2 separate regions of the Mus musculus genome follow, and region 2 is linked to region 1. Evidence: chromatin loops called from intact Hi-C (ENCODE). Cell type or tissue: heart. All regions are shown on one strand. Links, peaks and the distances in the headings refer to the core of each region. The heading gives the core; the rest is flanking DNA. Region 1 holds the start of Abcf2 (ATP-binding cassette, sub-family F (GCN20), member 2). Region 2 holds the start of Agap3 (ArfGAP with GTPase domain, ankyrin repeat and PH domain 3).

Region 1 (11,774 bases), core at 5,879-8,378:
CTGTATTTCAGCGACCTTGCATCTTCTGTGTTAAGCACGTTCCCTGCTGCTGTGATTGGTTTGTTTTAGTTCATTGTTCCAGTGTACAGTCAGTCTGGCAGTGGGGGCTTCAGGGAGCAGATCACACTGCACCAGGAAAGAGAGGCCGTTGAATGCAGGTGTTCAGGCAGCTTTCTCCTTTCCCTGCAGTTCAAGACCCAAGTCCAGGGAACACTACCACTTACTTGGAGGTGGGCCTTCCCACATCAATAAGCCTATCCAACACAGTCCCTTACAGTATTTTTGTCTCGTAGATTACTCTAGTTTCTGTCAAGCTGACAAGCAACATGAGCCATCAGAGCTACTTACAGACACTGTGACACTGGGCACTATACTTCTAGACACTTCTTAGTCGCTAACTTCTTAGGTCATACTGGTCTAGACATTTCCTTCCTCTGGACTCAGTTTCTTCATGTATTTTCTATTAGTTTGTTTTTAGTTGGTTGTTTTTTTTGTCTAGTTTAGTTTTTAGACAATGTCTTAAAAATGTGGCTAGCTTTGAATGCTGTCCTAGTTTGCTTTCTGCTGCTGTGATCAATGAGCAAAAGCAGCTTGGCAGAGGAAAGAGTTTACTTGGATTATAGGTCAAATTTTATTATCAGTGGAAGCCAAGGCTGGAGCCTGCATGCAGGAGCTGATGCAGAGGTCATACAGGAAGGCTGCTTACAAGCTTGCTCCCCATGACTTGCTCAGTCTGCTTCCTCATAGAACTCCAGATCACCTGGCTAGGGATGTGGGACACTGGGCACTATACACTGACACAGTGGACTGGGCTCTCCGCCACATTATCACTAATCAAGAAATTGCCCCCACAGACTTGCCTATAGGCCAGTTTTCTCACCTGAGGATCCCTCTTCCCAGGTGGCCCCAGCTGGTATCAAGTTGACAAAGAAACCAGGACAAATGTGAACCAATAACCAGTTCTTGCTGAGCTGTGGCTTTTTGTAACTCTTTCTTATTAGCCTTCATTTCCTCTCCTCTCGCTCCCAGCACTTATCCATGCACAAGATCTCAACTCTGGGTGAGAAGGACAAAATACCCAAGTAGTTAGCAAGTGCCCCAAGATGCTAACTGTGGTGAAGAAGACTCTGCCTGTCAATTGTTTTCTTATCACAGCTGTGATTGTCCCTGATGGACCTGAGGGTACAGAACCAGACAATCCCAGCCTTGATGCCTGTGCTGCCTCTAAGCAGCAGCGGTTTTTCTGCTTGTTTTTTTGTTTTTTGTTTTTTGTTTTTTGTTTTTTTTTTTTTTTTAACAGGCCCTGAGCCAGAGCTTGTGGATAGAATGAATGGTAACATGGTAACAACAACCACCTCAGAATTTGCAGGGGAAATCAAATGTTGTGATACAAACTGTATAATGAATTATAATTCTCAAAAAATAAATCTTGGGGTCGGAGAGATGGCTCAGTGGTTAAGAGCACTGACTGCTCTTCCAGAGGTCCTGAGTTCAATTCCCAGCAACCACATGGTGGCTCACAAACCATCTGCAATGGGATCTGATGCCCTCTTCTGGTGTGTCTAAAGACAGCAACAATGTACTCACATAAATAAATAAATACATATATACATAAATACATAAATAAATAAACAAATAAACAAATAAAATTGTCTTATAATCTCTTACCTGCTTCCTTATCCATTTACATATTGTTGGAGAAATGTAGCCTAACCGATGGGAACTCAGTATGGAAGTCCCTCAAAAATCTGAAAGCAGATCTTAATATACCACTCCTGGGTATGTGTATAAAGGACCCAAAGTTACCATATAACAGAAAGAGCTGCATATCTAGAGTCCTGGTTTGAATAAAAATGACCCCCCCCAGCTCCATAGGGAGTGGCATTATTAGGAGGTGTAGGCTTGTTGGAGTGGGTATGCTCTGTTGGAAGAAGTGTGTCACTAGGGGCTGTGCCACTAGGGGCTAGGGTCTGTCACACTAGAGTGTGTCACTAGGGGCTGGGCTTTGAGGTCTCAGACACTCCAATCAGACCTAGTGGCTCATGTAGAACTCTCAGCTCTCTCTCCGGCACCATGTCTGCCTGCATGCTGAAAAAAATTCAATGCTTTTCTTTATAAGAGTTGCTGTGGCTGGAGAGATGGCTCAGTGGGTAAGAGCACCAACTGCTCTTCAGAAGGTCCTAAGTTCAAATTCTAGAAACCACGTGGTGGCTCACAACCATTCATAATGAGATCTGATGCCCTCTTCTGGTGTGTCTGAAAACAGCTACAATGTAATTACATATAACAATAAATGAATCTTAAAATAAAAAGAGTTGTTGAGGTCATGGTGTCTCTTCACAGCAATGGAAGCCTAACTAAGATAGAAGTTAGTATCAGGGACTGCGATATTGCTTTTTAAAATTTTTTTATTTATTTATTATATGTAAGTACAGCCTAGCTGTCTTCAGACACTCCAGAAGAGAGCATCAGATTTCGTTTCAGATGGTTGTGAGCCACCATGTGGTTGCTGGGATTTGAACTCAGGACCTTTGGAAGAGCAGTCGGTTTTCTTAACCGCTGAGCCATCTTACCAGCCCAAAATATTGCTTTAATAGGCCTGACCATACTTTTGTTTAAAGGAGTGTGGACTTTGGAACTTTGGATTAGAAAAGCAGTTGAATGATTTTAAGTGCTGCTAAATGGGCCATTCTAGTAAAAACATAGAAGACAGTGGTGCTGAGGGGATTTGAACTGTGCAGGAGGCCGCTCAAGAGGTTTCAGAAGAGGATATTATGTGGGCTAGAGACTGTTCTTCTGATGTTTTGGTGAATGAAGAATGTGGCTGCTTTCTGCCTTTGTCCCAAACAAAACTGTCTGAAGCAAAAGCAAAGACATGGAGGTTTGCTGGAATTATCCACAGTAGCCAATTCATGGAGTCTGCCTAATGATACTTGCCTCAGCAGTGACAAAAATGGATATAATACATGGAATATATTCCCACAGTGGAGTATTATTTAGTCTTAAAGAAGCATGTGATTATATTGTTTGTAAGAAAATGGGTGGAACTGAAGATCATGTTAAGCAAAATAAGCTAGACTTAGAAAGACAAATATGGATTCAGCCGGTGGTTCGGGGAGACGTACCTTCCACCTTAGACCATGGCCAAGTTCATCCGTAACTTCGCGGAGAAGGCACCGTCGATGGTAGCCGCTGCCGTGACTTACTCGAAGCCTCGATTGGCCACATTTTGGCACTACGCCAAGGTTGAGCTGGTTCCCCCAACCCCTGCTGAAATCCCTACAGCTATTCAGAGTGTGAAAAAAATCATTCAAAGTGCTAAAACTGGTAGCTTCAAACACCTTACAGTTAAGGAAGCTGTGCTGAATGGTTTGGTGGCCACTGAGGTGTGGATGTGGTTTTATATCGGAGAGATCATAGGCAAACGTGGCATTGTTGGCTATGATGTTTGAAGACCAATCTTTAACTTCTGATTTGAGTTCTTATTTGAATGTTCTTGGACCATGTGTAACAGGACTGCTATCTGAATAAAATACTAGGTGTTGAAAACAAAAAAAACAAAACAAAACAAAACAAAAAAAACAAAAAAAAAAAGAAAGAAAGAAAGACAAATATGGGGCTGGCGAGATGGCTCAGTGGTTAAGAGCACGGACTGCTCTTCCAAAGGTCCCGAGTTCAAATCCCAGCAACCACATGGTGGCTCACAACCATCCGTAATGAAATCTGATGCCCTCTTCTGGAGTGTCTGAAGACAGCTACAGTGTACTTATACTTACATATAATAAATTAAAAAAAAAGAAAGACAAATATTTAAGTTTTTCGTGTATTAAAATCTAAATTTAAAAAGAGAGGAGGGCTAGAGATGACTCAGTTGTTAGAGGGATTGTCTGGTAATCATGGAACCCTGGATTTGATCTCCAGTATGTATAAACATGGGCATAGGATCTCGTGCACATAATCCCAGCACTTGGGAGGTATAGGAGGGTCACAAGTTCAAGGTCATCCTGCTCTATACAGTTAAAGGCATAGGCTATACGAGATCCTGAAAAAAAAAACCAAACCCTGGTCACACAGGTTGATAATGTCAGTCATCTTGTCTACTTCGGAGGCCAAGTTACAAGGATCATCTCCAATTATGTGTGGACGTGGATGTACTGGGATGGAAGCTCAATCATAGATATAGGTGGAGCAAACACAGGGTCCTCAGTTCAATCCTTAGCATGGCACAAAGCATATAAACAGATAAAAAAGCATAAAGGTTGCAGGGGTTAAGATGTGGGACAAGAAAAATGAAGAAGAATGATAATACATGTTATCACATATGTAGAGATATGACAATAAAACTCATTCTGTGCAGCCAGTGCGAGTTCCCTGTCTGTCTGTCTGTCTATCTATCTGTCTGTCTGTCTGTCTGTCTATCTATCTATCTATCTATCTATCTATCTATCTATCTATCTCTGTTTTAAGACAGGATCTCTGGGTAGCCCTGGCAGTCTTTGAACTTTCTCTGTAGACCAGGCTGGCCTTGAACTTACAGGGATCCCAAGAGTGCTGGGATTAAAGGTGTGCACCACCATTGCCCTGCTGGTGTATGCTCTTTTTAATCTTCATCCTTAAGAGCTTTCTCAGGAGTCAAGGAGTAACTTCTAAATACTGAAACTCCATGTGAGCTTGATTAGTAACAAGCCAGGCAAGCATAGCTCAGCACCCTCAGACTCCACTTGGTTCGGACCATCAATCTTCTAACAATTCACTGGGCAGCCTAGAATCCCTACCTGCCTATACCATGCACAGAGACATTGTTGAAAATCTGGGAACCCAGTCTGTATCGGCCAACTTTAAATAATGGCAATAAGTTATATTCCTTAATGACCCCTCGATAATACCTCATTTCTATTTTAACACATCTTGGGACACATCCTGAAAACAAAAGAGATGGGATAATCTGGTCTGAACTAGTTTTCAGCGCATGTGCAATAGGAGAAACCGTGTCCTTTGACATTCTATTATCATTCTGTGTCTACGCACACTCGGGATTGCATACAAATAAATCAGATGCAGAAGTCTGCGGACGTGGCTCAGGATTTAACAGCACTTACCACGTAAACATGACTTGAGTTCAAAGTCTCAGAGCTCATATAAAAAGGATCATATGGCTGTAACCTTAGTGCTATGAAGGGTGGTGTGGAGGCAGGAGGATTGCTGGCTGCCAGCCTAGCTCCAGGTTCAGTGAGAGACCTTTTCTCAAGGGAATAAGGCAAAGGGTGACAAAACAGAACACTGAAAATCCTCCTTTGGCTTCCACACACAAATGGGTGCACAGACTCATAGATACATGAACATACACCACACACACAAATAAATAAGACATTTTAAAGGGTTCGTAAGATAGCTTAGCAGGTTAAAAACCGAACAACAACAACAAAACTCTTGCCAACAAAGCTTGATTACCCGAGTTTGATCCTGATTGAAGGACAGAATCAATTCAATAAATTGCTATTGTCTGACATCAATGTGCAAGTGGTATAGCAATAATTAATAATAATAATAATTAAGTACAATTTTAAAGATTGAATGCATCATGGGACAGGACGCATGTAGTGAGCAAAAGCTTATGTAAGTCAAATCTGTCTGTTACAATAGAGAACCACTCGTATTACCCTCTGTAGTAAGCAGCCTCTCTTTTCCTTAGACTTCATGAAATGAAGCATCAGACTCGAGGACACTCACTCATGTGCCCTGTGGTCAAGACTGACTGCATTTCTCATCTGTGATATTACTTGGCCTTTGAATAAAGTTCCTTGCTACTTTGTAATCTGTGTATGCTCATGTCAATTGTGTGAAATATCAATAGAACTACTCAACTGGTGGAGGTTATTCTAGGAACATGGTCAGTGGTATTTAAATGGCTTAACTCTGAACTCTAAATTCTAGCAGAGGAGAACTGCTTCTACTGTTGGGGGAGAGAGGTGAGATTAGTGTTTTGTGTCTTACAGGGATCTTATTCAGACTCCCTTAGGCTTTCCAGTCATTGCCATCTCTGTTGAATAAATTCCAATGAGGCACTGAGTAATGAAGACAGAGTTTACCATAGAGTAAAATGAGGACACCCTCAAAGGCAGAGGTGGACAATGGACCAAGAAAATGTTTCTCATTGGTGGGAATGGACAATGGTCACATGGGTTTTATACTAGTGCTTCGTTTCTGAAACAGACAACTTCCTTAGCAGCCGCAGTTTCCTGTTTAGGCGATTGGCAGGCCCATTTGGATTTCCTTTTTCTTTTCTTTTTTCTTTTTTTTTTTTTTTAAAGCTGTGTGTGTGTGTGTGTGTTACAAAGCCTCCTTTTACCTTCCTCCCTTTTCTTTCATTTATTTATCTATGTGTATGAGTACACTGTAGCTGTCTTCAGACACACCAGAAGAGGGCATCAGATCTCATTACAGATGGTTGTGAGCCACCATGTGGTTGCTGGGAATTGAACTCAGGATCTCTAGTAGAGCAGTCAGTGCTCTTAACTGCTGAGCCATCTCTTTAGCCCGTTTTCATCTTAAAATTAGTGTGCTGCCAAAGACACAGGGGGCAGGCTCTGAAGCTACTTGTGATGTCCACCCTCAATGATCTTCACGCCTAATTTCTATTTAGCTTGGCAACATGGTGACCTTAGAGGAAAAGGGGGTCACTTTCTGAGAATGCACTCAGGGGCACTAAGTTTGCTTCCTTCTGTGTCATCAGTGATGACACACCAGTGGACAGGACCCTGGACAGGTAGCAAGCAAGGGTCGTAGAGTTGTTTTGTGTATGAGGCTACAGATCTAGTTTATAATGTTCCTAACACTAAGTCTGCTTTAGATTTTAGACAGTGAGACTCAAAGGAAATGAAACAAGTCACAACTAAGTGTCCATAGAGCTAAACTCAGCAAAGTGGTCCTATACTTTAGATTTTTCCACCACATTCGCATGGCTCTGGTGGAACCCAGAAACTCTTGACTAAGATACCAAGGTTCAGCACAGCGTCTGGCACTTTCAAAAAGTTTCGTTAGCGATGGACGAGGCTCTCAATTTCGGTTCCATGAGACGAGGATGCCTTTCTCGAACAGAGTTCTGTTGGCGTGGTCTACAAAGGGTTACCTCACTTTCAGAGCCACCTGCCCAGCAGCAACTCGCTCTTCTTTCCCCTCCACCTTCTAACTCTCTTCTCTCATTGTTTGGTCTCGCACTCTTAGGACGCTGGCCGGGAAGCTTAGTCGCACTTCCTGCTGGTTAAACCAGTAGAGCAGCCTGGTAAATTTATCTGCTAGGGGTGGGGTATCCTTTGGGAGACCAGCCCACCTCTCCGAGGAGCAATCTGGGATTTGCAGTTTTCAGTTCTTCAAACCGGCTTGGTAGGACGGGCCTCTTGGACTCTAATCCTCCCCCAACCAGAATCATCGCGCGTTCTGATGCCGTCACTAGAACGGCGCAACACCTGGGAATCGTGGTAGTTCCGGAGGAGAGTCCCGCCCTAAGTTCTTACGATTTGAGAACTACATTTTCCAGAAGCCCTCGCGGCAGCGCGCCAAGGGCCGCCCGGGGCCGTGATTGGTTGGGGAGCCGGCCGCACGCGGAGGAGCTCAAGGAGCAGCTCTGTTGCGACAGAGGCCGAGCGGCGAGGCCCCGTGAGTTGAGGGGGAAGGGGCGCCGGAGGGGAGGAGAGTGTGGACCCGTGAGCAGGAAGCGGGAGGAGAAGCGGAAGGGAGCTCAGGGTCGGAATGGAAAGGGCCGAAAGGGAAAAGAACTGGCCCAGGCAGAGACGCCGGCGAGCGGGGTGTGGGGGAGGTTAGGGGCAGCGAGCGCAGAGACCCTTAGGGACCCGCTGGGGAGGACTCGTGGTTCCGGGAGAGAAACCGCGCCGCAGTCGGTGGGGTGGATGAGAGGGACGGAAGGGAGGTCCGGGACGAACTCCTGGCGAAGAACCGAAAAGGAGGCGGCTGGCAGAGGTGCGCGAGCGCCAAGTTCGGAAACTGGAGACGAGGGGCAGAGCGGTCCCTCACTAAGGCCCTGGGGGAAGAGCGCATCCGAGTGAAGCCGGCGGTGGGGATTGGCGCGCGAACCCCAAGGGAGGAGATGAGGCTGGAGGAGCGGTCGAGAGAGTGTGAGAAGCCCGGACAAAGTTGGCGGGGACAAGAGTTGGGCACCACAGGCTTGATAGGAAAATTCCAAGGAGGGATGGGATAGCACTCAGACATTCTTACCTGTAAGTTTAGAATTTTGGAGTATCTGTTTGCTTTTCTTCAGACTCCTGAAAGGACTGTAACTACCCCTGTGGCTCATCACCATGCCTTCCGACCTGGCCAAGAAGAAGGCAGCCAAAAAGAAGGAGGCTGCCAAAGCCCGACAGCGACCCAGAAAGGGACATGAAGAAAATGGAGATGCTGTCACAGAACCTCAGGTGGCAGAAGAGAAAATCGAGGAGGCCAATGGCAGAGAGACCACAGGAGATGGAGGTAGGTTGGGTGAGTTTCCTGAGCTGGTTTTCGAAGCCAAGATCAGAATCTGGATGCAGATGCATAGGCCTTTAATTCCAGCATTTGGGAGGCTAAGGTAAAAAGATGAAGGTTTGAGGCCAGGCTGTCCTCACATCCCCATCTTTTTAAACAGAGTAAAGCACCCACAGACACATGTCTTTATATGCCATGAAACTTTTTGGTGACACCCACACCCATAGAGTTAAAACTTGTTACTGATGAAGGAAACTGAATTCAAGTGGCAAACACAGATGGGAGTTTTTGATCTACCTTGGTTGGTGCTGCAGTAGACAATAAAAGGGAAGGCAACTTGTACTATTTCCTGTTTTTCTTCCTACCTATGGTGGTGAGTATACAGGCTCTACCATATGGTGCTGTCTTTTCTGGGGGGGGAGGCAGATGTTTGGAGATAGAAGGGTTTCTCTGTGTAACCCTGGCTGTCCTGGAACTCTGTAGACTAGACTTGCTTGAAATCATAGAGAGATCCACCTGCCCCTGCCTCCTAGCTGCCGGGATTAAAGGTGTGAGCCACCATCCCTGGCTCATATGGTACTCTTAATGTCACAGGGATAGTGATTATACCAATGAGTAATGTGTAACATATTGTTATATATCTTCATGTAATTTTTCTGATAATATATTTATGGTTTTGTTACTTAGGTTTAGGGGATTTATTGTAGCATTTTTCCATATTAAATAAGCTACTCACTCACACTGTAAACATAGTTTGCTCTCAGAAAATTTATTTTATTATTTCTTTCTCTCTTGCTCTGACAGAACACTCTGACTAAAATTAACTTGAGAGGAAAAAGTTCATTTCTTCTTATATTCCCAGGTCCTTTTTTTGTTGTTTTTGTTTTTTTTTTTCGAGACAGCCCTGGCTGTCCTGGAACTCACTTTGTAGACCAGGATGGCCTCAAACTCAGAAATCCACCTGCCTCTGCCTCCCGAGTGCTGGGATTAAAGGCGTGCGCCACCACCACTACCCAGCTTCCCAGGTCCATTTTTGAGGGAAGTCAGGCAAGGACTTTTGTTTTGTTTTTCAAGACAGTTTCTCTGTAACCACCCTGGCTGTCCTGGAACTTGCTTTGTAGACCAGCTGGCCTTGAACTCAGAAATTCTCCTGCTTCTTCCTCTGGAGTGCTGGAATTAAAGGCATGGGCCACTACACCAGGCATCAACTAGCTTGCTTATGTAGCACAGACCCACTCAGCTAAAGACTTCACTGCCTACACTGGACCCTCTGCATTCATTAGAAATTAAGAAAATGCCCTAGACATGGTCATTGGCCAGCCTGATGAGGCAGTTCTTCTGTTGAGGTTCCTCTTGCCAGGTTTATGTGAAGTTGACAGCTAAGTTAACTGTGACATGGGCAAACATTGCAGTGTATGATAACAACCATCCCAGTCTAACCCTGTCTTCACTGCCCAGGAAAGCTGCACAGTCCTTCTGCTGCATGTAGACTGCTCACTGCCCTTTGAATCTTACCACACATGGTATTGTCCTTTTACACGTTAAGTTCTTGTGCAAACTTGAGGTTTACACACATGATTGTGTTCCCATTTGCTATCCCATGTCATTTTGCAGTGTTACTTATGTCTACTTTAGTCATTGCAGCTGTTGATTCTTATTTGAGGGACTGTGTTTTGAGGTGTGTGTGTGTGTGTGTGTGTGTGTGTGTGTGAGAGAGAGAGAGAGAGAGAGAGAGAGAGAAAGGGAGGGAAAGAGAGAGAGAGTCACCATAGATGCACTAAACAGATGAAGAAATGTCAAGTGGTAGGAATTGTCCCCAAAATAAGATTCTAGAAGGCAGCTAGTGTGATCAAGTTAGGCCATGGGGAAGCTTTATCCATGGCCAGAGCTATGGAAGATGGTGAAGGGGGAAACAGTGGAGGAAAGTGAAGTGGTAGGAGAGAGCATAGACTCAAAAGGGCTGCTGAGAAAAGCCTGTCTGTGAAAGCAGGGTGTCAGGCTAGTCTGTGTCATGGCACTGTGTAAAGCCCTCCGAACTCTGAATCTGCTTCGCATGACCTGAGCTCAGGTCCTGTGGAGTTTGCCTATTGGTCCCAGATCTGAGTCTGTCTGACTGACCCTTCCCAAATTCCACTTTTGCCCCAGAAGTAGATTTGCTGACCAAGGAGCTGGAGGACTTTGAGATGAAGAAAGCTGCTGCTCGAGCTGTCACCGGTGTCCTGGCTTCTCACCCCAACAGTACTGATGTCCACATTATCAACCTCTCCCTTACCTTTCATGGTCAAGAGCTGCTCAGCGACACCAAACTGGAATTAAACTCAGGCCGGCGCTATGGCCTCATTGGCTTAAATGGAATTGGTGAGGCCCTTGGGGGTCAGGTGGAGGAGGTTTCTTTCTTGGTTTGCCTGTTACTCACTATGTGTTTAGCACTAACAAAGCAAGAACTTTATCCCATGAGTGGGGGACCAGACATGCTGGAGACATGGGGCTTATGACACAGCTGTGTGTAGCAGGTACCATGGGAGTTTTTGACAGAAGGTGCTATAGAGAGGTTGGTGGGGGAGTGAGGGTGAGGAGTGGTGGTGTGAAGAAGCCTTTGTAAATGAACAGGATTTCACAGGCACAGTAAGATTAGACTTGAAGGGAAGCTGGGAAGGAGAGCCTGAGAGTGAGCCAGTGACTGCCTGTTAGGAACAGGTGCCAAAGAGTGGCGGTGAAGGGGCTTAGTGTCGCCTGTCACCCTCTTAGGAAAGTCCATGCTGCTCTCGGCTATTGGGAAACGTGAAGTGCCCATCCCAGAGCACATCGACATCTACCATCTGACTCGTGAGATGCCTCCTAGCGAAAAAACACCCTTGCAGTGTGTGATGGAGGTGGACACAGAGCGGGCCATGCTGGAGAGAGAGGCTGAGCGGTTAGCACATGAGGATGCGGAGTGTGAAAAGCTCATGGAGCTCTATGAACGGCTGGAAGAGCTGGATGCTGACAAAGCTGAGATGAGGGCCTCAAGGATCTTACATGGATTGGGCTTCACACCTGCTATGCAGCGCAAGAAGCTGAAAGACTTCAGTGGTGGCTGGCGGATGAGAGTTGCTCTTGCTAGGTGAGTTCTCCCCTTTCCACCATCCTTGGAGCCCCTGTCTCTCAAAGGGGAGTGTTCACTCTGGTAGGAGTATTATGTGTCGGATGAGATAGCCATTAGTGATGTAATGTGGGTCAGTGTGTGGACCTGACTGACTGCCCTGGCTGAAGTACTCAAGACCACCTCCATGCTCGGAGCCAGTTCCAGTAGTGCT
Region 2 (11,774 bases), core at 4,351-6,850, 130 kb after region 1:
GGTCTACCTGACAGTACAGAGAATGTGGCAGCATAGGCTGGTGCTCAGGTGATGAGGGGCAGGAAGGCATCTATCTGTCTTCCCTAGCGCCACCAGCCTAACAAGGTCAGAGCTCCCCTGCACCTGGGCCAACATGACATGTGCTAACAGCTGGCCAAGGACTCAAAGGCACATGTCGAGGGATCTACTCTTATGAAGACCACTCCATATTCTTGCCTGAACCCTCTTGGGCCACCTATGTCCTGCAGAAGAAAGCACCAACTCCCATGGTTTCTTGAGCTCTTAGAAGATAGAAATGGATAGCTACAGGAGAGAGCATTAAAAATTCCCTCCCAACTAACATGGACACCCTTGGACAATGTGCAGTGGGACTTTAGATCACTCGGCTCTAAATGGACTGTCTTGAAGTTCTTCCTTCAAGGCTCAGGGAGCTACGAACAAATAGTGGCTGACTGAGTGTACGAGATAGAGGCCATGGAGGAGTCCAGGAGAACGGTGTCTACCAGATGCACACCTAACTCAGACCGTGAGAGCATACCCGTGACCTGCATAGGTTCAAAGCACGTAAGGTCCCAGTGCTGAGAGCCAGAAGTGGATGCAGGCTCCTACCCCTAACTAAGAAGCCATCTACAACTGATAATCCCCAGCAAAAGAAAACTTTGTTCTCTCCAATATCGTGTACTAAGCACACTTCAAGGCATGCCCCACGCCCAGGTCAGCACAAACAAACTCAATGCTGTTTTTGTAGACTTTTTGCCTCATTTTGTTTTCTTCAGGACTTATTTTCTTATTGATCTTTTTGACTTGTATGTTTTAGTTTCTGGTTTTGTGTGCTTATTCCTTTATCTTTTTTAAAAGGCCAAGAAAAAGAACAAAAAAGAAGTTGGGTGGGGTGGGGGGCTTGGGAGAAACAGGAAGAGGGGAAAACACCATCAAAATAGACTATGAAAAAAGGACTTTTTTCAATTAAACAAACTTCCCTCCCCAGGGTCCATTTCACCCATCAACTGTCCCCTATGAACAGAGGCTAGGCACAGAGACTCACTTGCTATATACCCTGAATACCACATGTATGTTTACAGACCACTCCTAACACAGTGGTGGGAAACCCTCCAACCAGCAGGCCCAGCTCACACTTGAGAAGTGACAGCAGGTGGTCCTTAGGGGCACAGTCTGCTTCCCTGATGAAGGAGATAAAACAGACACTGACCCTAGAGCCAAAGATGGAGGGAGGTTTTCCTGAGGTCATAGTCTGGAAGCACGGTCCTTTCTAACCTGAAGCAGGCCTCTCAGCTTTGCCCTGGTTTCAGAAAAGCCAGTTTCATTACTACCACTGCAGGTGCCTTCTGAGCCAGCCCTTACTGTGTCTCTTCTCCCTCCACCCACTTTGTTCCTCTGTGTTCTGAGGTCCCAGATGTAACTGGGCCACCTAGGAGGAGTTCAAGAGACAGACTGGGAATGAATACTCTTTGCTGCCTACCAGCACTCCACATGGGTGTCCTTTCTCAGAATTCCTAGAGCCCTTGTGTGAAGTCCTACATAAGCAGCCATGCCCCCAACAGGCCCTCCCCACTGAAACAGTAACTGTAGGAATCACAGCGACAGATGTAGGTTCCAACCCATTCCTGACCTACAAGTTAGGGCCGCTGGGAAAAGCCTATCTTGGGCACTGCACAAGACAGCAGACCTGTGGCAAAAATCCTGGCCAGAGTGGAGACGACCATGAACAATCAGCAAAGTCAGGATCGGGGCTTCCATGCCCTTTCCTTAGGGCAGGGGTTCAGCAAGAGAAATCTCAGAACAATGGGGAATGCAGCCGTAACATTAACCTCAGGCTGCCCAGGCAGATACTGTGGCTGGAACCCTCTTCCTGTTGCTCCCTCTGGCTTTCCCAAAACACCTGGCCCCTTCTCAGCCTAAAGCAAACAGGAAGAAGCCCCATTTCTTCCTTCCAGTTCCTTTGGGATACCCCTTAGCCTGGGTAGGAAGGCAGGCGGAAGGGGAAGTGCATGAACGAGGCTGAGAACAATCCAGGGAGAGCAGGAGTGCTCAAAGGGACTTCTCCCGCTCTGCGGAAACACAAACCCCAGGGAAAAACAAAGGGGTTTCATGCAGCAGACAAAGCTGGGTTCCTGCATACACAGTAACAGTCATATGGCACGCACACAGAGGCACGGTCCACTTCCAGCCCAGAACTCAAACCGGAAACTGAGCTGGGCTGCAGGCCCCACTGCCCCATCCCTGGCAGACATATACCTGCTCAGACCCACGTGTAGAGACCCCTAGAACTCTCCTCCCAACACCTTCTCTGGGGTCCTTGATGGCCAGGTCTCCCTGAGTCTCCTTCCCCCACTGAGTGCCATCAGGAGAAACCCTGGTGTGCATGCATTCTTCTTTCTAGGACGCAGCCCCAGCCGCAACCAAGAGACTCAACTTTTCCTTGGGAAGGAGAGAGGCTGGGTTAACACTGGCCCCTCCCATTTCTGAGGGTCAGTTTCCCACTGGTGAGGCTGAGTGACTCAGAGCTTCTGCACATTCTATTCTCTAGGCCCTGGTGGTGGTTTCCTTCATTCCCTGGGGATAAGCGCTGGACAGGTGTTCTCTCTTGAGTAGGAAAGGAATTTCAGTGTTTTAAATGGTTCTGGTAGTCACCTTCTGATAAAACAGAACAAGCCCTTCACCAGGGATTAGCTGAAGGAAGGTGAAATGTTAGCCCCTTGAAGCACAGGCCCCTGGCAGCTCTGTGTGCATGTAACATCCTACATCTGCTGGGCTTCACACAGAAAAGATCAAGATGTGTTATCACCCTTCGCTGGACAAGGTGGGAGCCCTGCCCTGTAGAACAGGCCAATATGGTTAGGCAGATGGAGAAGTCTACTGCAGGGAGCACACAGGGCTGAACACTGGAATAGGAGCCTGATTGGTTAGGCTCCTTATTTTTTATTTTACTTTAATTTTTAGCCTGCCTACAGTGGAAAAGTTGGGTCGACAGAAGTGTGGGAGCCTGTAGGGCGGGGGTAAAAAAACTGAGTTCCTAGGAGAGGCTGGGAAGCGAAGGTGAAAGAAGGCACTGGGAGGCTTTCCCAGACAGATGGGACAGGGACAGGCCGGGGACAGCAGAGCAGAGGGCTGTGTGTGTATGGGGAACAGCTGGGTCAGTCTGGTGACAATGATCACCAAGGCCCAGGATTTCATCAAGGTGATACAAAGCTTCCAGGCTAAGCAGATGGGACAGTGGGGTACTTCCAACCCTCAACGGGGAAGTTGCTCTGGGGGAAGGCTCTAGAAAAACGCTGCCTATCATGTTTTACTTAGGACAGAGATCAAAACCGGCCCAAGTACTTCCTGGGACCATGACTCGAACAGAAGATGCCCAATCTGGTATGTGAGTAGGGATGACTGAGGTCGTTAATAATACTGATAAACAGGAACTAGGTGCAGAGCCTGCTCAGCCTGTCTGCTCCCTACTCTTGAAAGTCTCTGGACAGCTGATCCCCCAATACATACTTTCTCTCTCTCTCTCTCTCTCTCTCTCTCTCTCTCTCTCTCCCTCCCTCCCTCCCTCCCTCCCTCCCTCCCTCCCTTCCTCCACACACACACTGGTGGCTGCACACACACACACTGGTGGCTGTCCAGTAAATTGCTTCAGCCTCCTAAAAAGGCACGGGAAATCATCTTGGGAGTTGATGAGGAACTTGACACTTCCTCTAGGAACAGGGAAGCTCAGAGAACAGTCTCTTCCGGCCTCACCCTCTGAATCTAAGGGAAAAAACCCCACCTCATCTCTCCTGAAGACCCTGGGCTCACACTAATGCTACCTCCCAATCCCCAGCATAGCAGTGATGCCAAGTCATTTACTCAAATCCATGTTAATGAGTTTTTTCTGTCACCTAATTAGTTCACAGTGAACTCTGCCTTGAAAGGAAAGAGAAGAAAACAGGCTGGGAAAAGATCAAAAGGAAGACAGCTGGGAATGTTACAACAAAGGGGCCCAGATCTAAAGGTGGAGGGGGGCTCTACTCACAAAAGATCAGAGACTCATCAGCAATGGGTACCTCAAAAAAGCAAAACAGGCCTGTTCAAGTACAGATGGCTCCAAAGCCTCACACTAGATGGGAGCAGGATCTAAATTGAAGGACCCAAGTAGTGGACATGCCCTTCCTAATTCCAAGTCAGCAGCAACTAGCCTTGCTCCCTGCATTGCCACTAAGGCGGAACCCACCACCTGCTGGTGGGCGTCCCCCTTCAAGCAGAGTTGGAAAAAGAAGCAGATGGACCAAGGCGAGGCCCATCTGTCCAAGCTTGCTAGAAGGTCAACACTGCCACTGGGGTGCCTGTTGCTACTGCCAGCCAGCCTCCACTACACCAAAGGTTGTGGGGCTTCTTGCCAGCAGTGTGCCCCCCAATTAACGTGCCTTTCAGTTGCCAGGGTTCAGGCCCATGTGCCCACAGAAAGGAACATTAGTAGGAGCAGTGCATGGCCTGAGGTTTACAGTCCCCCTACATCCAGGCCCGACCTCCCTGGAGGTCAGTCAGCATCCTGACATCCACATGGATGCCTGGGGGTTAGAAGGGACTGGCAAGCGCAGAGGGTTCATCCAGAGTCTCCCACGCGGCCACAGCTCCCCAGTCCTGCACCCAGGCCAGGCCCGCGCCCGCCCGACCGCAGAAGCGTGGGGGTGGGTGTGCGTCGGGAGAGGGCGCCGCGGGGAGCGCCACCCTCCAAAGCCTGCAGGAGAGGCCCAGGAAGGCTGCCATCCACTAACCCAAAGCTCTCTCTGATCCTCCACCCCTACAGCCCGGCTGGGCCAGGGCAGCTGCTAAGATTACTCTCAGGCATTAGCCCCACCTTCACGACCCACCAAGGTCTTCCGTCGCACCCAGCGAGCCTGACCGTGCCTAGCCAGATGTGGCCCCAGGCCCTCCCGGTCTTTGGCGACTCAGCGCATCAGTCCTTGGAGCGACAACCATCTTCACATCCCAGGTCACGGAGGAAAAAAAACAAAAAACAAAAAACGTGTCCACTGACACTGGACCGAGCCCACCGCCCCTAAAAAAAAGTGTTCCTGTATGAGACATGGAAAAACCTGGACTAGGGTTCTGCAGTGGGGGTTAGCAAACCGTGAACCTCAGCTCCATAAGACCCCTGAGCGCCAGAAAGGGGCAGGGCCGAGGCCGTGAAGGACCCTCGCCCCCCACCCGCCACCGGCCAGCGCTGCAAAGGCCACCGCGTCTCAGCTCCCGCAGGCCCCCGGCTCCGCTCACCCTCGATGGAGATGACGTGCTCCCGGATCTGGTTCTGCAGCGCCAAATCCTCGATTCGCTCGATCAGGTCGTAGATGGCGTAGATGTTGGGGTGTACCGACTCGAAGCGTTGGATCTCGGCTCGGATAGCGGCCGAGTTGGAGAGCGCGAACTGCTGGGGGGGGCCGCCAGCCAGCTGCTGCGAGGGGCCGCCACCCCCGGCTCCGGGCCCCGCGCCGCCGAACTGCCCGCCGCCCCCCGCGCCGCCGCCGCCGCCGCCGCCGGTCCCCGGAGCCGCCAGGCTCTGCTGCTGCTGAGGACTCTGGCCCCCGCCTGCCTGGAAGTTCATGGCTCCGGAGGCGCGGGCCCCGAAGCGGGCCCAGCCAGGGCCTGGGGCGGCGCGGCGGCGGCGGCGGCGGCAGCGACCAGGCGCGCGGGGCTGGCGGAACCCTAACTACTAAGCGCGCGGCGCCGGTCTAGCGCATGAGGCCCGGAGCCGAGGCCAGAAGGCGCGGCCGCGCACGCTGGGGCCGCCGCCCGGCGTTTACCCGCGCTGAGATCCCGCCGCCTCGGAGCTGCCTCCAGCGGCAACAACAACGGGACCGGGAGCGCGCGGCCCGGGCCCTCCCCCCGCGTCATGCGCACGCACCGCCGCCCCCGCCGGCTCCGGCACACGCAGCCTAGCCCCCTCCCAGCCGCCCCCGCCCCTCCAGCGTCGCCCTGCGCCCCCGCCCCTCCTCTCTCGCAAGCGCCTTAGCCTCCACCCCCAAGAACCGCGTGCTGGCCGCGACGCGCGGCCCCACCCACCCGCGTAGGCCCTTCCGCCCGCTAACCCGCCCCAAAGCTAGACAGAAGCCTCGAGGGCCTCCCGCCTGGGGACACGATCACGCTGTCCCCACGTCCGGCCAGCTGTCATTGCTACCTCTCTACGTCGCTCTAGGCCCGTGTGGAATCCTTGGGCTACTCAGAACTGTTCTCTGTGCCTGAGGGTGCTGATAAGTGGGACTGATTGGCGGAGAAGCTCGCCCAGGGGCGCCACCCTCTTTCTTTTAGTGCTGCAGCAGCTCCTCTGTCTCCAGGCCTCGAGGTCAGCCCTAGGGATCTTGCCAGGGTTCTCTTCCCTGGCTCTCTGCCCCCGACCCCGGCCCCCGGGCCCCCAGTCTCCACTGTCGACTGCACCTGAGAGACTGGGACGGGCTCCCCGTTCCTATGTCCAGTTCTCTCTGAGAGTTTCACTCAAGAGACCCTGCAAGCTTGAAACAACAGCGTCCCAATTCTTATCTCCCAGTGACAGCCCTCTCCCAAAAGACCCTCCCTGCCATACTGAAAAGGGCCCATTGGTTCATTACAGAAACTCAGCAGAACCCACATGGGTCTCATAATTTTTCTTGACAGACCTTGTCTTTTCTTGATAGACCCTGTCTATCCTATGCCTTCCTAGGGCCAGAGATCACCCTTCAGTGTCCCAGTTCTTCTGTATTCCCATTATCAAAGTTGTCTTCAGCTGTGTTAACCCACATCCCCAACACAGATCCTCAAACCTGGAGGTGGCATGTGCAAGGGAATGACCCTGTGGAATAAATCTGCTAGAGGATGCCAGGTATCATGATGTACACGTTAGCCCAGCACAGGGGCCATACAGTAGGAGGATTAGTTCAAGGACAGCCTGAGCTTAATAGGGAGTTCAAAGCCAACCTGGGCTATATATGACCTTTTTTTAAAAAACAAACAAACAAAAAACCCAAAACCAGCTGAATCTGAGTACATGACTAAAGTCCTGGCGTTAGGAAGGCAGAATCTAGATCACCAACTCTGTCTCAAAAATGAAAAGCAACACTAGGCAGTGGTGAGGTGCACACCTTTAATCCCAGCAGAGGCAGGGGCAGCAGATCCATGAGTTGAAGACCTGCTAGGGCTACACAGAAAAACCCTGTCACAAGAAAAAAAAAAGTCTTATTATGTCTGAAATAATTATGCTATGTCAGGCATAAATGTTTCAAGGTTTGTATAACCCTCATCTAACTTTGATGTAGATTATGGTCTTTGTGCATTTTGCCTTTTAACTCTGTACCCCTGAGCTTGGACACCAACAGACTTCAGAGATGAAAAGCAACTCTTGGTCTGACCATTAATAAAAACTTAAAACTTTTAATTAACTTAATCAACATAGTAATCAATATGACCTTAAGGGGTCAGTTCACCATTGATACATGTCCTGCAGACCTCTCTGCTGAGCCTTACTAACCCTCCTGGGCAAATGCTCTACACATAGCTCTATATGTGTATGGTGTATCCCCTGTGTGTGTACATATATGTATTATGTACAGACAAGTACCTGCTGCCTGTGAAGGTCAGTATCCTCTGGGACCGGAGTTATAGAGACTCTTGAGTTGCCGTGTGGTATAATGAGAAGTGAGCCTAAGTCCTCTGAAAGAACAGCCACTGCTCTTAACCGATGAGCCATCTTTCCAGCCCACATGTCATCTTTTTTTACACTCATTTCCACTTCAAAGGGCAACTTGGACTTTTCCCCAAAATAAAATTTCCTAGTATTTTACTTTTTACACACCTTCCCATATTTCTCTTAGTTTCCAAAGGATCAGGCACAAACCAATCAACTCCCAACTATTGAGTGATGCGAGCTTCTATCTGTATGATGTTAGGAATGTCTTGTAAAATTTCTGGTCTTAATCTGAAAACTGAAGTAGTTCAACAAAAATATAGCTTTTCTCATAAAAAAAAAAGTATAGTTCTACTTTACAATTCTAAAACTAATATTAATACTCTGGCCAGGTGGTGGAGGTGCATGGTTTCAATCCCAGCACTCAGGAAGCAGAGGCAGAAGATCTCTGTGAGTTCAAGGCCAGCCTGCTCTACATCAAGAGTTCCAGGTCAGGGCTACATATAGAAACCCTGTCTTGAAAAATAAAAATACAAACCAACAAACCTATAGCATCTCTGTTAGATTCTTAGAATTGGCAGCAAGAAGTTCCCCAGAACTTGAGAGGGAGGGAAACACTCCAAAGTGCTGCCCCAGCCACCAGCACATGCCTACCTTAACATTCATTGATTGTCTATCTGCATATCTGTTCCTCTATTAGTATGTATCAGTGAGGGCAAGGAGAGAAAGCATTATATGCCCAGTATCTTGCACAATACCTAGCATATAAAACATATATACTCAAATATAGCATAAATGAAGAAATATGAAGAAACTAGACAGAAGTTAATTCCTTACTTTATAAATCCAAACTAATGTGCCCAAGGCAATATTTGATCTGGTCTTAATCTGAAAACTGAAGTAGTTAAACAGAGGTCCCATCCATAGAAGAGCAGAGTAGGTTATCTTTAATTAAGACTGGACTGGATGGGGCTAGAGACATGGCTCAGGAGTTAAGAACATTTGCTGCACCTGTTGCTGCTCTTGCAGAGGACCCTAATTCGGTTCCTAACACCTACATGGCTCCAAAAAACTGCCTATTACTCTAGTACTTCCTCTGACCTCCAGAGACGCAAGGCTTGAGTGTGGTGTACTTAAATATACTCAGGCAAACACCCATACAAATATGATATACAAACCCTTGTTTTTAAAAAACTAATTAGGGACTTGTTCTGCAAGCATACGGGCCTCCATTTGACTCCTCAGTATTCATGTCAGAAACCAGGCTTGGGAGCCTCTGCCTGTACCCTTAGCATAAGAGAACAGAGACAAGTCACACAGACACACATGCATGTGCAAACTCCCAAGTCAAAACTGGTCTGTAAAATCTGGGATTCAAGATTTCTGCAGATATTGGAGTCAAAGGAATAAGAAAAAATCTACAGAGATTGGCTGTCACAGATCCATCGTTATATCCTTTATGTGGAAATACTTTTTTAGGGGTGGGAGAATAAAACAGGGTCTTTCTAGGTGACCAAAGTTCTCAACCTCCTAATTGTCCTACCTCAAACTCCCAGTGCTGGGATTACAGGGCTATGTCACCATACTTAGCCAGTTTCTCAGTTTACGTTTTGGTGAAGCCAATGCATTAATACTAGGCGAGCAAAATACAAAAAAATACATAAATTTTACAGAGCTGTCATACTTATTTAATAAAACGAGTTTCTTCTTTCCAACTGACCTAGAAGAATTATACTTGTTCAGAGATTAAATAACCCACCAGAGATTATATAGCTGATGAGTGTCTACATGAGACCGCAGGATGTACACTCAGTTCCAAAGTCTATGCCATCTTTACAATCTCATAGGGACACAGTGCAGCAGAGGCCAGGAGACAGCTGGCGTCAGGCACTCTCCCTAGCAAGTGGGGCAGACAACCTACACCTTCTCAGCAACAGAGTCAATTTAGAAAACCAAGCTGCTTTTTGGCGTCCACAATGACACAGGCTTGGCTGGGTAGTGGCCACCTGCGCTTCCCAGAGCCTTCATCACTGCATCACCAACGCGGGTGCTCTGACATGCTGCAGGATGACGTTGGTGTCAGGAGTGACAGATGCTCCAGCAGCTGGCAGCGGAGATAGAGTTTCTTGCTGCTGACCAAATCTCTGTGGACAAGCAGAAACCCCAGGGTCCTTCCCGTGGGCCCATCGACGATCCAAGGGTACCGGCAACATCTGGTCCAGCCCGGCACGTGGGTTCACAGGGAGGAGGGCGGGAACTAAACAGGGCGAACTACAATCCCCACAATGCTCCCGGGCCGCGGCAGCAGGGAAGGAGAGGGACCTCAGGTGTCTGCGACCTCGGTGCCTTCGGCCCGGAAGTGCCCGAGGAGCCGAGATGGAGCTGGTGGAGCTGGGCGGTGAGTCGCTGTGCGTGGCCGCGCCCACCGGGTCGCCCCAGGCCACAGCTGGGACCTGCTTGCCCCGCCCCGAGATAGCTGGTGCCCTCCAGTAGCTCTGGGGGGCGGGCAGATGGGAGGAGTGATGGAGTAGTCGTGGGGAGGGCTAGGTCTAGGTTCTCCCCGAGGGATCAAGGGTCTGGAGACCTCTGGGTTTGGAGCCCAGGAGGCGCTGGGAGACTGCTGCGGGGTGGGCTTTGGGTGGACCCGAGAAGGTGCCGAGCTGAGTAGACAACTCCCAAGACTCCAGATTGGCCAAGGGTGGAGTTTGACATTTGGGGTTGTCTAGGAAGCTTTGGGAAGTGGTCTTTGTTGTGGGTGGGGTTTGGGTAAATGGTAAGGGGGAGGGCAGGGGGCTAGAGAGACACTTTTATCAGAGAAACTTAAGCGACAGGGCATCAGATGAGCTTTGCTATAAATAGGTGAAGGAGTGAACTTTGGGATGAAGTGAACCAAAGAATAGGTAAGCTTCTGGGTAAAGTTTGATGAAGGTTACATTTAAGGAGAGGGTTGCTTAGAAAAGCAAGGCCCTTTCTTGAACGTAAGGTTTCGGTGAATCGGGTGCTGAATGAAGATCTAGAACTCAGATAGCAAAGCTAGCACTTGGAATCTGGTGATGGGAAGGGACGTTACCCAAAAGCCAAGTTTGGGACTACAGGATGCTGCATCCTGGGTGCGCAAGCACACACAATAACTAGGACAGTTGAAGTTGGAATGACTTCTGACCAGGAAGTAGCCCCTCACCAGTTCTTTGCACCTCTCTAGCTCCTTAGCACCTCTGGCAGCAGCACGGGTGCCATGGCCTTGATTGAAGGCGTAGGCGATGAGGTGACTGTCCTTTTTGCGGTGCTTGCTTGCCTTCTGGTGCTGGCCCTCGCCTGGGTCTCAACACATACCACTGAGAGTACAGACCCCCAACCACAGCCGCCGGGGACCACAACACCAGCACAGCCCAGTGAAGCCATGTCAGCCTCTGACAGCATCAGAGAGGAGGCCCCAGGGGCTGAGAGTCCCAGCCTGAGACACAGAGGTCCATCTGCACAGCCAGAGCCTGACACAGGGGTCACAGCATCAACACCTCCAGACTCTCCGCAGGAACCCCTACTTCTACGGTTGAAATTTCTCAATGACTCTGAGCAGGTAGCCAGGGCCTGGCCTCAGGACACCATTGGCTCCTTAAAAAGGTAAGCTGGGAAGAGGGTAAGAACAAAATGCTAAAAATGGGGTGGGTGTCTATAGAAGGGTCACCCTATGAAGCTCTCCCTTATTTTCTGTTTGAAAAATCTGTCTCCTCACATTATACACCATTCCTGTTAATCTGTCCCCCAGAGGCCAGGATCTGGGTGGTCAGGTGTAGGGGTGGTGAAAATTGGGATTGGTCCTCTGAACAATGGGCCAGGACTGCCTGAGGCCTGCTCTCTTACCCAGGTCCCTCTCTCCTCAGGACCCAGTTTCCAGGCCAGGAACAGCAGGTTCGGCTCATCTACCAAGGTCAACTGCTAGGAGACGACACTCAGACACTAGGCAGTCTCCACCTGCCCCCCAACTGCGTTCTCCACTGCCACGTGTCCACGAGAGTCGGTCCCCCACATCCTCCCTGCCCACCGGGGTCAGAGCCCGGCCCCTCCGGGCTGGAAATCGGCAGCCTTCTGTTGCCCCTGCTGCTTCTGCTGCTGCTCCTGCTCTGGTACT

Evidence for each region. Peaks named below come from ENCODE experiments on the same cell type or tissue, not always from the same donor. Only the 100,000 strongest peaks of a DNase experiment are listed, where the experiment ranks them.
Region 2: it touches region 1 in a loop (2.2-fold over the local background); 1 of 42 quality-filtered maps calls a loop at or near these places.

The regions. Positions count from the first base shown.
Region 1 is chr5:24,573,229-24,585,002 of GRCm38, reverse strand. It overlaps Abcf2 (ATP-binding cassette, sub-family F (GCN20), member 2), which reads left to right and starts at 7,536. Exons shown (of 14, transcript NM_013853.2): 1 at 7,536-7,656; 2 at 8,276-8,484; 3 at 10,624-10,836; 4 at 11,227-11,581. The coding sequence starts at 8,316. It also overlaps the pseudogene Gm10221. In heart, for the core only: CTCF peaks have their summits at 6,456 (motif pointing right) and 7,245; DNase peaks (open chromatin) are centred at 6,602 and 7,472; H3K4me3 peaks cover 1,840 bases; H3K27ac peaks cover 1,728 bases.
Region 2 is chr5:24,446,026-24,457,799 of GRCm38, reverse strand. Agap3 (ArfGAP with GTPase domain, ankyrin repeat and PH domain 3) reads right to left here and starts at 5,623. Exons shown (of 18, transcript NM_139153.2): 1 at 5,266-5,623. The coding sequence starts at 5,593. Tmub1 (transmembrane and ubiquitin-like domain containing 1) reads left to right here and starts at 9,954. Exons shown (of 3, transcript NM_022418.3): 1 at 9,954-10,043; 2 at 10,848-11,266; 3 at 11,527-11,774. The coding sequence starts at 10,881. In heart, for the core only: CTCF peaks have their summits at 4,714 and 5,831; DNase peaks (open chromatin) are centred at 4,609, 5,319 and 5,969; H3K4me3 peaks cover 2,305 bases; H3K27ac peaks cover 2,500 bases.